Regions from separate parts of the Mus musculus genome. Here region 2 is linked to region 1. The links are chromatin loops, found by intact Hi-C in ENCODE. Cell type or tissue: left cerebral cortex. All regions are shown on one strand. Each heading gives the region's core, and the rest is flanking DNA. Links, peaks and the distances in the headings are about the cores only.

Evidence for each region. Hi-C counts contacts between places; a loop is a spot of excess contacts. Peaks named below come from ENCODE experiments on the same cell type or tissue, not always from the same donor. Only the 100,000 strongest peaks of a DNase experiment are listed, where the experiment ranks them.
Region 2: a loop joins it to region 1, with 3 times the contacts of the local background. A loop is called at or near these places in 6 of 42 quality-filtered maps.

What each region holds. Positions count from the first base shown.
Region 1 is chrX:169,808,322-169,813,999 of GRCm38, reverse strand. It overlaps a transcript of Mid1 not described here. Among named protein-coding and RNA genes, the nearest start is that of Mid1, 68 kb to the left of the region's middle. In left cerebral cortex, for the core only: no CTCF peak of the experiment used is centred there; a DNase peak (open chromatin) is centred at 2,523.
Region 2 is chrX:169,966,111-169,971,788 of GRCm38, reverse strand. It overlaps Mid1 (midline 1), which reads right to left. Exons shown (of 10, transcript NM_001290505.1): 3 at 5,631-5,678. Among named protein-coding and RNA genes, the nearest start is that of G530011O06Rik, 10 kb to the left of the region's middle. In left cerebral cortex, for the core only: no CTCF peak of the experiment used is centred there; a DNase peak (open chromatin) is centred at 2,254.

The DNA of each region.
Region 1 (5,678 bases), core at 214-5,213:
AAAACTCATGAGTTCATTGAAGGTTTTGGTCTCATTCTAAACATCCAGCTTGGTGTCTGTGGGTGCACTGACAGTAGCAGTTTGTTTCTGGAGCTGTGGTCAGGAGGCAGGAGGCAGCTACCCACTGACATATGGTGCAGGGTGATCCAAAACAGGACTTCTTTCCTGTGTATAATAGCAAATTTAGCAGCGCCCCTGGAGTGTGCCCAACTAGAGGCCAAATATTCCCTGGAGGCTAAATCATCTCCACCCCTTACTTATTTGAGAACCAGTGATAATTTCTTGAAACTTGTCATGTTTAGAAGCATAGACTTCAACATATTGATATAGCTTTTTCTGGTTGTTTCTTATTCCTTGGTGCTCTGATACATACCCTCTTATATGTGTGTTTCAAAATTCATCCTAGCAAGATGGACAATGATCAAGAGAACACAGTTTCCATTGAGCCATGATATCATCAGGCAGGCTGAGACATCAGCCAAGTTCAGCAAGGAACATTTAATAAGGAAGATCTTGTCACATTCTGATGTGATGATACTGGCTCAAATTCCTGAAGAATCAATAAGAAAGAGAGGACATGGGATAGCCTTTTAACACCCATATAATTTCAGGCTCAAATAAAATAAAATGGCTCCTGTCCCCCTTTTCAGAAATACTTACATTTAAATGTGCAGTTATGTCTTGACAAGCACATGGTTCCTAGGAGAGTATTCATGAAGTGGAAGCAGAAAGAGTGTAAAAGTCAGAGGACTAGAAAAAAATCTGTTGTAAGATAGTATTTTCTATATGCAACAGGAAAGGTGTACCTATGAAATCTCAACAATTATGCCATCTAAAAAAGACCTGCACAATAACAATAACTGTTGGCATCCCAGAAAAGATGCAGGAAATCTCCCAAGGCTCCCCTGATGGAAGAGCTCCAGGCAGCTAAGTGCTGCTGGGAGAGAAAGAATCAGTATCTTCAGGGACAAGACTCCTGGCACGTAATGCAATCCCATGTCTTAAGCCCTAAACATATACACATACAGGCAACAATAAAAACATTAAATGGACTCGGGTAGATGGGTTTGCACATACATACATGCACATATTTATATGTAACAATAATAATTCAGAAGAACCACCCCTCCATTCATCCTCCACAAAGACTGCAGCTGGGAGCATTGTCCTTTCTGCGTTTACCTGGAAGCTCACTTATTTCCCATGGTCCTGTCTTAATAGAAGTGGCTAGTCTTTCCCCATAGCAGTTACTTGAGTTTGCCCCTTCTTCTAGAAAAATGAAGTTGTACTTTCAGGTGCTGTCTGAAGTCCAGGGTTGACTGTCTGTGATGTAACATAACTTACCCGGACTAAATCCACAATTTTAGGCAGAAGGCTACAATTATGCTCCATGAGGATCTAAAGAAATAGCCTAAGTTTCTCCTTGTAGAAGTATGCAGGAAAACATTTTCATGCAGATTGGCGAAAGTACCTAGCTTAGTACTTTAATGGAGTTTTGCAGTAATACATATGAAAAATAAGTTTGGAGTGGTGAAATGGTTCATTGTGTGAAAGTGCCTGCCACCAAGCCTGATGACCTGAGTTCAATTCCTACCCACATAGCAGGAGGGAATAATTGACTACTGCAGCTTTTTCTCTAGTCTCCATGTACATACGCATCATGGCCGCCACACCCATGCATATGCAGAAATATACAATGAATACATACATACATACATACATACATACATAAATATAAAAAAGGAATTGAAAAAAGTCAAGTTATTCTCTGGTGTAGCAAAAAATGGTTATTCCCCCCCAAATTTAATGTAAGCATGGACTGTGAAAAATGCAAATAAAAACTAGAATTAAAGGAAATTTTAAAAAATCATTACATTTTGGACAGCGTGATTTTAAATGATAAAGGCCAAGTCTTATGCAAAAAGAAGAAAGCATTGAGGTATATTAAAGAACTAGAGTTGTCTTGCATGTATAGAGTGAGGGAAAAGTCAATATATTTGATTAATGATTTACAGAAAGTTAGGCGACCACTATTCAGGGTGAGGCCTGTGTGTGCAGTGCTACTGGCTTTGTAACATCAGCAGGAGAAACACATTCATCTGATTTTTTATGCTATTTTATTGTCACCTGTGAATAAATTTCTTTGAAATTCTGAAGACAAAGTCCCTTCTATTTTTTAAAAAGTCATTTCTTTTGCAAAGATAGCAAAAAATCAGTAGTTTGTAATCAAGGACATAATGAGAATATAATGTTAAGAGACTGCTTGTTTGAAAACATAAAACTCAAAAGAGGCAGACTACCAAGCTAGAAAGATAAATTAATATAACTTAACAGGCAAGAGGGAAAGCAAATATGTGTCTCCAAGCAGCAGCTGTTGATGCAAGCAAAGGTTAGAGCAACAAGGCTATTTTCTAACAGTGTGAATCCCATTAGTGATGAAGTGTTATTCCCTGCTTAGATCCGTATGTCTTAGTGAGAACAGATTTAGGATATACCTCCATTTGCAACTCAAGGCTGGTAACTAAAAACCACGGAGACGTGCAAAATCAGGGAAGCCATTCAAAAGGCATGCTGAGTTTCTTATAAGATGCTGACTCATACCCAACGGACAGTTGGTAAAATGTGCAAAATCCCTCCTTAACATTAACACGATGGGGAACTGGCCTTGTCTAGTTTCCCCACCATCCCTTGGGATCCCTATTGGCTGTCCAAACACAGTGATGCCATTCTGCACTAGGTAAATTAGTGATGGAACCCTTGGAAGATTTTGTTGGGGGGGGGATTAGAGTTTAAACTTCATTATATTTAAAGAAGACAAAGGAGAGAAAGAAAGGAGATGTGGCAGCACTTTAAAAATGGAAACATCTGGAAGTTACCAATGACCTACTTGTGTACACAATACCTGGGTGCCATACTAACTTTAGTAATTCAGTGAAGTGAACGTTGATAATTTATTACTATTTTATTACTAATATTATTCTTCATCTACAATAATCTGTAATCTGAAAGTTTGCATTTTTCTCACTATCAAGATCTGTCAAGCATGTCTCTGAATCTATAGTATATCATTGAGCAGAATCAAATAAATTTTAAAAAATGAAGTTAACTATCCACATAAAGAAAAGAAATCTCATGCAAGAGAAGCTTATACGTTGCATGGATTTTCAACATGGTTAAAACTATTTATTTTTCATTTGCCTAAGGAAGCCAAATGATCTCCATGAAATAATCTGCTAGAATGCCATATTTTTAATGATCTTTTAAGTTTAAAGGTATAAAGTTAAGTGTTGAAATTCAAAATTACTGAATTTGGGTTCATGGAATACATTCAAATAAGGAAAATACAGGATAACTATAATGCTCTCCATTTGACATAAGGAACAGTCCTATCTTATGGAAAAACTGTACCAGCTTGACAAGAATGAGGGAAAATTTTAAAAATCTACTGGAAAGCATTTGGTTGTTCAAATTAGCATTGAAGATGACTGTGGTTTAGAAACCTTTTTTTCTTTTCTTTTAATTGCAGGGACTAAACTATTTTGCCAACTCTCTTTGGGTAGCTCAATTTTCAACCTAGCTGACTGATCTGAAAATGAGCCGTCAAGAGTCCTACACTGAAATTATTTTTCTAAGAAGGATGTTTATTGTGGTATGTCTTCAAAATTTTTGGAGAATCTGTTTAGAAAGAATAGTCTTATTTCAATTGAATCTGGTGAACAGCTCTATTAGACAAAATGAAGATCACGCAAAAGGATCTTTTAAAATAATTTTGATCCCCCAGACATCACGACATCTACATTATCCTGCTTATTTTATCAGACATGCACACAGGTTGGGTCAAATTCTTTGATCATTTAACCACCATGAAAGTTAGTTGATAGTTATAAAAATTGTATGAAGAGATTACTATTTCTGCAATTAATGTTATACACTAAATGGGCCTGTCATGTGTTCAAGCCCTAACTTTCAATGTGACTATATTAGTGAAAGGAATTAAGTGGGGACATATAGGACGTACATAAGGGTGGGATACAAGTCTAGTGGTATTTGTGTCCTCATAAAAAGAGAAATGAGATAACTTGGTCTTGCTTTAAGGGGGCACATGGGAAAAAAGTCGAGGCAAGGACATGGACTTCTCAGAATCTAGACTGGCTGAAAGACGACATTTTTTGAGTCTATGGTATCTTGGTGTGGTAGCCCAACCTGGCTAATTTGCTGAATAAGACAATGTAGCAAGGACTATATCATCAATGCTTTGTTAGACATTGTCACTTTATCAGTGTTTTAGTAGCAAACAAGAAATTTGTTGGCATTCAAAAAGAGAAAGAATCCAAAAACTATGCTAGCTGCAGTTTTACATTTTAAATACCACTACTACTATTTCTTGTTAAACCTTTATGGTTTTTGGTATCCAAACAATTAAATATGATGCTTAGCTTTCAGAATATACATTCACAGGAAATTATTATTCACTGTGTTCATTGTATCTAAAGTGATATTTTTAGCTGTTCTGAAGGTAATATTTAACATATTCTTTTGTGACAGAAAAAGAAACTTGAAAACTCATAAAATAAAATAAGATATAGACAAAGAATTTTAAAGGTATTTTGAATGCCTCCTTCCTATACTATTTTCCTATTTTGAATCAGAAAAAGACCTCAAAATGGAGGGAAAAGGGAGAAGACCACAAAGTAAGCGCAGAAGGTCAATGGTTTCCCTTCCTGTCAAAATCAATATATAATGATTCGTTACTTCTTGTGCTTCGTGTCCACGGTCTATGAACAGGAATGGGACATATTCTAGTGGAAATCAGTAAAACAATCCCATTGCCAAAACATCTCTCAGAGAGCTGCCATAATGTAGTTTCGATAGACTAGTTTTTGCCTTTTCACCAAGACAAAAACCACATGATGTTAGTTTCCTTGGAGAAGATGCAAATGATGATTTTAAAACAATACACAGCGAAGTCCATAGCACAAGTGCTTTGTTCAGTAGGCACAATGACCCCTCTAGCAATCGGCTCACATTTTGAAATGGCTATAAAATTTTTCTTGTTTATATTTTATTTCTTCTACTTAATCTTGACATTTTAAAGCCACAGTTAGCTTAAATGTGTAGTTATGTCATTAGCAGATAAAAGTTTCCTTACGAATTTTTCAAATAAAAATACAGTTCGAGGAAAGAGAGTCAAGGGACCACTTAGTTGCAAGTGTGTGGTGGTTGTTACGAAGGCATCAAAGGAAAAGTCTGAGTCAAAATGGCCTCCCACCCCTCCCAATACCGGGGGGAGCTCTGCTTCCTTATGTTCTCTGATCCCCTAAGCAAGTCTAAATGCTTTTTTAATTTACTATTTTTTGATCCTGCAATGTGTCCATCAAGCTTATATAGGATGTACAATATCAGTAAATCTTACAACAAATCCAAATGCCAGCCTGCTGACAAAAATATTCATGACAGAAAAGCAGGATGAGCCCAGAAATATTAAACTGGGCGAACAAGAAAGGGAGAAAAGAAACTGAAAGATTAGAATCACCTAGCCTTCTTTCCCTTATTATTTCATTTTGTTTGCATTCACAAAACACTGCTATACTTAATTTTCTAAATCTTGTTAACCACTAGATGAATGTTAGATAAGCTTTACTCGGAAATTTGAGACTTTATTAAATCTTTCTGTTACC
Region 2 (5,678 bases), core at 219-5,218, 160 kb before region 1:
CACCTGCCTCTGCCTCCCAAGTGCTGGGATTAAAGGCGTGCGCCCCCACCGCCCGGCATCCTTTTTCTTTAATGCTTCCTGCTCCCTTTTTTATATACCAGGGCATGATATCCTCTTTGGTTCAAATAGCTTTTATGACTCTGATGGCTCCTTCCTCAGTCAATTATCACAAAATAACTTGGAATTCCTTTTTAAAAAGTATTCTTTGAGAATATTAATAATTAGGATAAATGTAATAGTAGATACTGTTCCTGCCATTTTTCTACTCATAAATAATTACCTAGTACTTACTTAGAATACACTTACTTCCACTCCAAAGGATTTACAAAGCAGCAGGTAAATAGATACTCTTAAATTTTGTTAAGAATTACTTCTAATGGTATGTACGACTGTTTTTAAAATGGCCACAATTAATTGAGTAATTTTTTTTTTAATGAGTATCTTAACTAGAACAATATCTGATCCCTGGAAATAAATAATCTGGTGGTAAGTTTCTTGAATTTATTTCCCATCTGAAAATTACTATACATGATAGGATATAATTTTACATCACATTACAATGAATAATATTTTGTAAATTCCAGTCATACTAAAATTGCATTAGGAACATGGCATTAGTTCTGAAAACATTACCAGCCATAATGCAAACCAGACACTAATGCTTTGAGAAGTAACTTGCTGAAATGGGATGAAATAATCACGCGATACATAAACCATTTATAGGATTTACCTTAAAGCACAGGTGATTTGTTTTTACTGAAGAGAAATAATTCTTTCTTATTATTCCAAACATCAAGTGCCATCGCATCATAAAAATAAAATATGGCACGTGAACATTCTATTTTTCATCCTTTTATTCATATTCGCTTTGCTATGAAATAACGAAAACATCATGCATCTTCACTATTATTTCCCATATTGTTTAATCAACAAGGTACAAACAAATGCAGTTTCAGTAGATGAGAAAGGTCAAGGTTCTGCAACTTGCAGTCGCCTTCACGTTGCATGCTGCGCCTGAGCAGCATAAAAGACAGAAGTATCATTTAGTGCCAAAAGGAAAGGGTCTGAGGCATGAACCCGAGAGCCAATCCTTTCAACTTCCATTCTCTAACTTTTCTTTCTCCATATACCATATTCATCAGCACTTAAGTGACCAACAGTTAAAACGGATGGTTTAGGCAAGGAAAAACACCTCTCTTGTTAGTCCTAAATACTGCAGAAATTTAGAGCTTGAAAAATTGGCCAACAGACTTACTTCTCAGTAACCAGTTTTAAATTTCCAATCATGAAGAGGGTAAAATCACAACCTTTATGAACACAAAATATTTTAAACCTTACACGAAATCTCCAATATTTACATAAAAGAGAAGCTTTTAAGCTGAGTGTATTTGAAAGCTTAGCTTTATTGTGCTGGGGAATGTACCATCATCAACACCATTGAATGACATAAAATAAGCTGATAGTCCCAAATCCTTTTTTATTAGATATTTTCTTCATTTACATTTCAAATGCTATCCCGAAAGTCCCCCCTACCTTCCCCCACCCCCCGCCCTGCTCCCCGAACCTCCCAAATACTGGAATTTTTAAAGACAGTACTTCTGAAATCTATAGGACAAGTTCAAGTCCTGGCTACTCATTAAATTCCATAAGCTTTCAGGCAAATCGTACCCCCTTTCCTCTCTGTGTGTCTTCATTTCTGTGGACTGGTTGAGATGTGTGCATGTGGAAGCCTAAGGACAACCTTGTTGTCATCTCTCAGACACCATCCCACCATCTACCTTTTTTTCTTTGGTGGTCAGGGTTTCTCATTGGCCTGGAACTTATCAAGTATGCTAGCCTAAACGGTCAGTGAGGGCCTACCTGCTCTCCTTGGCGCAGAGATTACAAGCATGAACCACCCTGACTTGTGATTTGTTTTAGAAACTTAGGTTCTAGGGATCAAACTTGGGTCCTCATGCTTGTAAGTCAAACCCTTTAATGCCTGGACAATTTCATTGGTCCCCACTTCTTTCTTCCTTCCTTAAGTTTCAAATGAGGAAAAAGGGGGAGAGATAGCTCAAATTAGGGATATATGAAGGAAAATATGGGAACCTAGTTAAAACAGAAGAAGCTTCCTAGAATGTATACATATATAAAGGCAATCTACATGGATTTGCCAAAAAGATTGGGGAGACAGAGTTTCAACTGGCCCTCTCTGCTCACCAAATTAAGCTTCAAGTACCAAAATTGGGTTATATCCAACTTAATTTTTGGCCAAAGGGGTCCCATGGGAATCCCCAAACATCCCAGGCTGCTCTCCACAAATTAACAACAAGGCTCCATTGCCGAAGGCAATACCTTCACAGTTCATTGAATATAGAGAAGGTTAGGTGGTGCCTACAGAGAGCCTTCACTCCTATGTTCTAGTATCTTTAATACAAGGAGACACTCTGCATACTACCAAAAAAAAATGTAAACCAACCCAACCGTAAACCCTTTGATGGTGTCCTGATTACAAGATATGGTAGGGCAGTGGTGGCACAAAGCTTGTGGGAGTAACCAATCAATATCTGATTTGATTTGAGGCCTGCTCTATGAAAGAGTATGCCTATCTAACAATACTTGTGTGACCAAGACCGGAGACTAGATAGTGCAAGGACCTAGGCCAAAACCAAATACTACTGCTCTAAAAAGAAAGTGTAGCGATATCACGATTCTGCTATACTCATAACTCAGTGCCTTGGTCAGCCATCATCAGAAAAGTTTCTTCCTGTAGCAGATGGGAAAGACTATAGAGACCTGCAGCCAGACATTGTACAGAGAGGGAGAATTCTTAGAACAAATATTCAACCCTAAATGAAATGTCTCTATCAAATACATCTTCTCGGGGCTCAGGGTATCCCCACAGGAGAGGAGGCAGAAAAAGTATTTGTAGCCAGAGGGCATGGAGAATACCAAGTAAAGGAGGTATCGTACATCAGTGGTTGTCCACCTTCCTAACACTGCAACCCTTTAATATAGCTCCTCGGGTTGTGCTGAGCCCTCAAACTTAAAAATTATTCCACTCTTATTTCATAACTGTTATTTTCTACTCTTATGAGTTGGAATGTAAATATCTAATATGCAAGATTTTTGATATCCTCCCAAAGAGGTCTTGACCTATGGGATGAAAAAAGCACTAATCGAAATCAGTATGATCGAAGCTCATATGAACTCACAGAGACTGAAGCAGCATGCACAGGGCCTCCTTCATCAGGTCCTCTGTGTAGATATAGTATGGAGTCCAGTTTAATATTTTTATGAGATTCCTGAGTGTATGATTCAGTGGGCATCTGATTTTTGTGCAATCTTTTGGGGGTCCTTTTCTTCTGTTTGTCTTGTCCAATGACATTTAAAAAGATTTTTAAAGTTCATTTTCTTCCCTGTAACACATTCACTAATCTAGGATATAAAAAATGTCTAAGTTACATTTTATGTACCAGTAGGAATGAAAACAAAAGCTAATTGAGGGTGATCCTAGCTAAGACTCCTAACAATTCAGAATATGTAGCCTGAATGGACTTCCAATGTCCATTAACCAGACTTCCAATGGAGAGATTGGAACACCAACCCAGTCACCACACCTTCTACATACAATTTACCCTGCCTATAAAATATGCAGGGATAAAGGTACAGCAGAAATTGAGGGAATGGTCAACCAATGGGAAGGGTTTAGCTTGAGATCCTTGCCGTGAGAGGGACTCCACACATGACACTGTTAATGACATTTGCTATACCTGCAGACAGAAACCTAGCATAAGTATCAACAGAGAGGCTTCACCCACAAACTAATGGAAACAGATGCAAAGGCCCACAGCCACACATTAGGTAGAGTTTGGAGAATTCTGTGGAAGAGTGGGAGGAAGGATTGTAAAGGGGGGGCGGTCAAGGACAATACAAGAAGACCTACATAATCAAATAACCCGGCCCTATAGAGTCTCGCAAAGGCTGAACTTCCAATCACAGAACATGCATGAGGCTGAACTAGGCCTTCAGCACATGTATAATAGTTGTGTAGCTTGGCCTTCCTATGGGACTCCTAATAGCAGAAACAGGGTCTCTCTCTGACTCCGTTGTCTGACTTTGGAACCCTTTGTCCTAACGGGGTTAAATAAGGTAAAGTCATAGAAATTTTATTCTTTTACGTTTGACTTATTTCACTTAGCATAATGTTTAAAAAAAAAACCAAATACATTTAGAATGATGGGAATATTTTGGATGTAGTGGTGAGTAAACATAGAATATTAAAAATGTACTGAATGCTGCTGAATAGTGGGAAAGTTGTAAAAATGATCAATTTTCACATATTCAGGTTTCATAATTCCTCTCATAAATCCCAGTCCTATATTGTCTCAGGAGTAATCTTCTCTGGTTCATTTCCCATGTTTTTATTTTTATTTTTCCTGTGTCCTTGACTGTGTAATAGACATGATGACTAATAGATTTCAAGATGCTAGGATTTCGGTGATATGTTTTAAATATATATTTTAATTAAAAGAGAATCACATCACTTTCCTCTACCTTTTTTTCTCTAGCCCCTCTCAGGTATCCTCCCTCAAGTTACTTCATGGTCCCCAGCTCTCAAGCGAATAGCCTCATTTTCTTTGATTATTATTGTATATCTACATATAAGTATGTATATGTATATATACAAATATGTAAATGCATTTTGATGAGTCTGAAAAAAGTAACCATATTGTCTTTCTAAACATGACTATTAGGGAGAGATGTGCTTGTAAGCATTCAAAGCTCTGGTTAGCTGATCGGTACCATGCACCTCTGTCCAGAATAATTTTCTTGAGATATTTTCTTACACTAAATAGATCTATTAACCCATCTATTAACCAACATAATAAATAACATACAGATAGATGGGTCTTCTGCTTCTGTTTCAAAATAAATGAACCAGGGTCTGAAATTCAATAACGAATTACATTTGAATCCCATTTTCAAAGACTTCACATTCTCATTGGAAAAGGTGGAACCAATATGCAAAATATTGCTTAAAAATTCATTCAAAGATTATTGATAAAATATTTTGGCTTGAAGAAAAGAGACATGATCTGGTACAGAAAGCAGAACAAGTATTCACAACTGAAGTGGCCCTCAACTTGTACCTGCTTTTATGGCAGCCCTAACAAACGTACAAAACACCTTCAAAATTGTGCTTTGGGGGCTGTTATTAGGAATGACAAACAATATTCAACCCAGAGGATAGGGATGCAGCACCCTTGGATGTAGAAGTCTCTAAACTTCTAGTTCTTTCCAGTTTCATCTATTGTATATGATTGACTTCTGACAAATATTTAATATTAATAAAGATTTTTCTTTTTAAAATGTGTATTTTTGTATTATTATTTGAGTTTGTGTGACATGTGTGGGTGTGCACTGTGAGGGTGCCTATGGAGGCCAGAGGAGGATGTCAGTTCTCTGTAGCTCGAGTTGCAAGAGATTATAAGATACCTGACTTGGAAAGTGTTCTTAAGAGTTAAGCCATCGCTCTAGCTCCACGAAAGATTTCTTCTTTAAAATATAGAATTGAGTGGACAGAAAAGTTCAATCTAGATCTTTCCATCTGAAATATATCACAGAAGTATGGACTGAATACTCACTTCAACATGTTGACAAGTTTGGATGAGTTTAGCCAAAAGAGTCTCCAG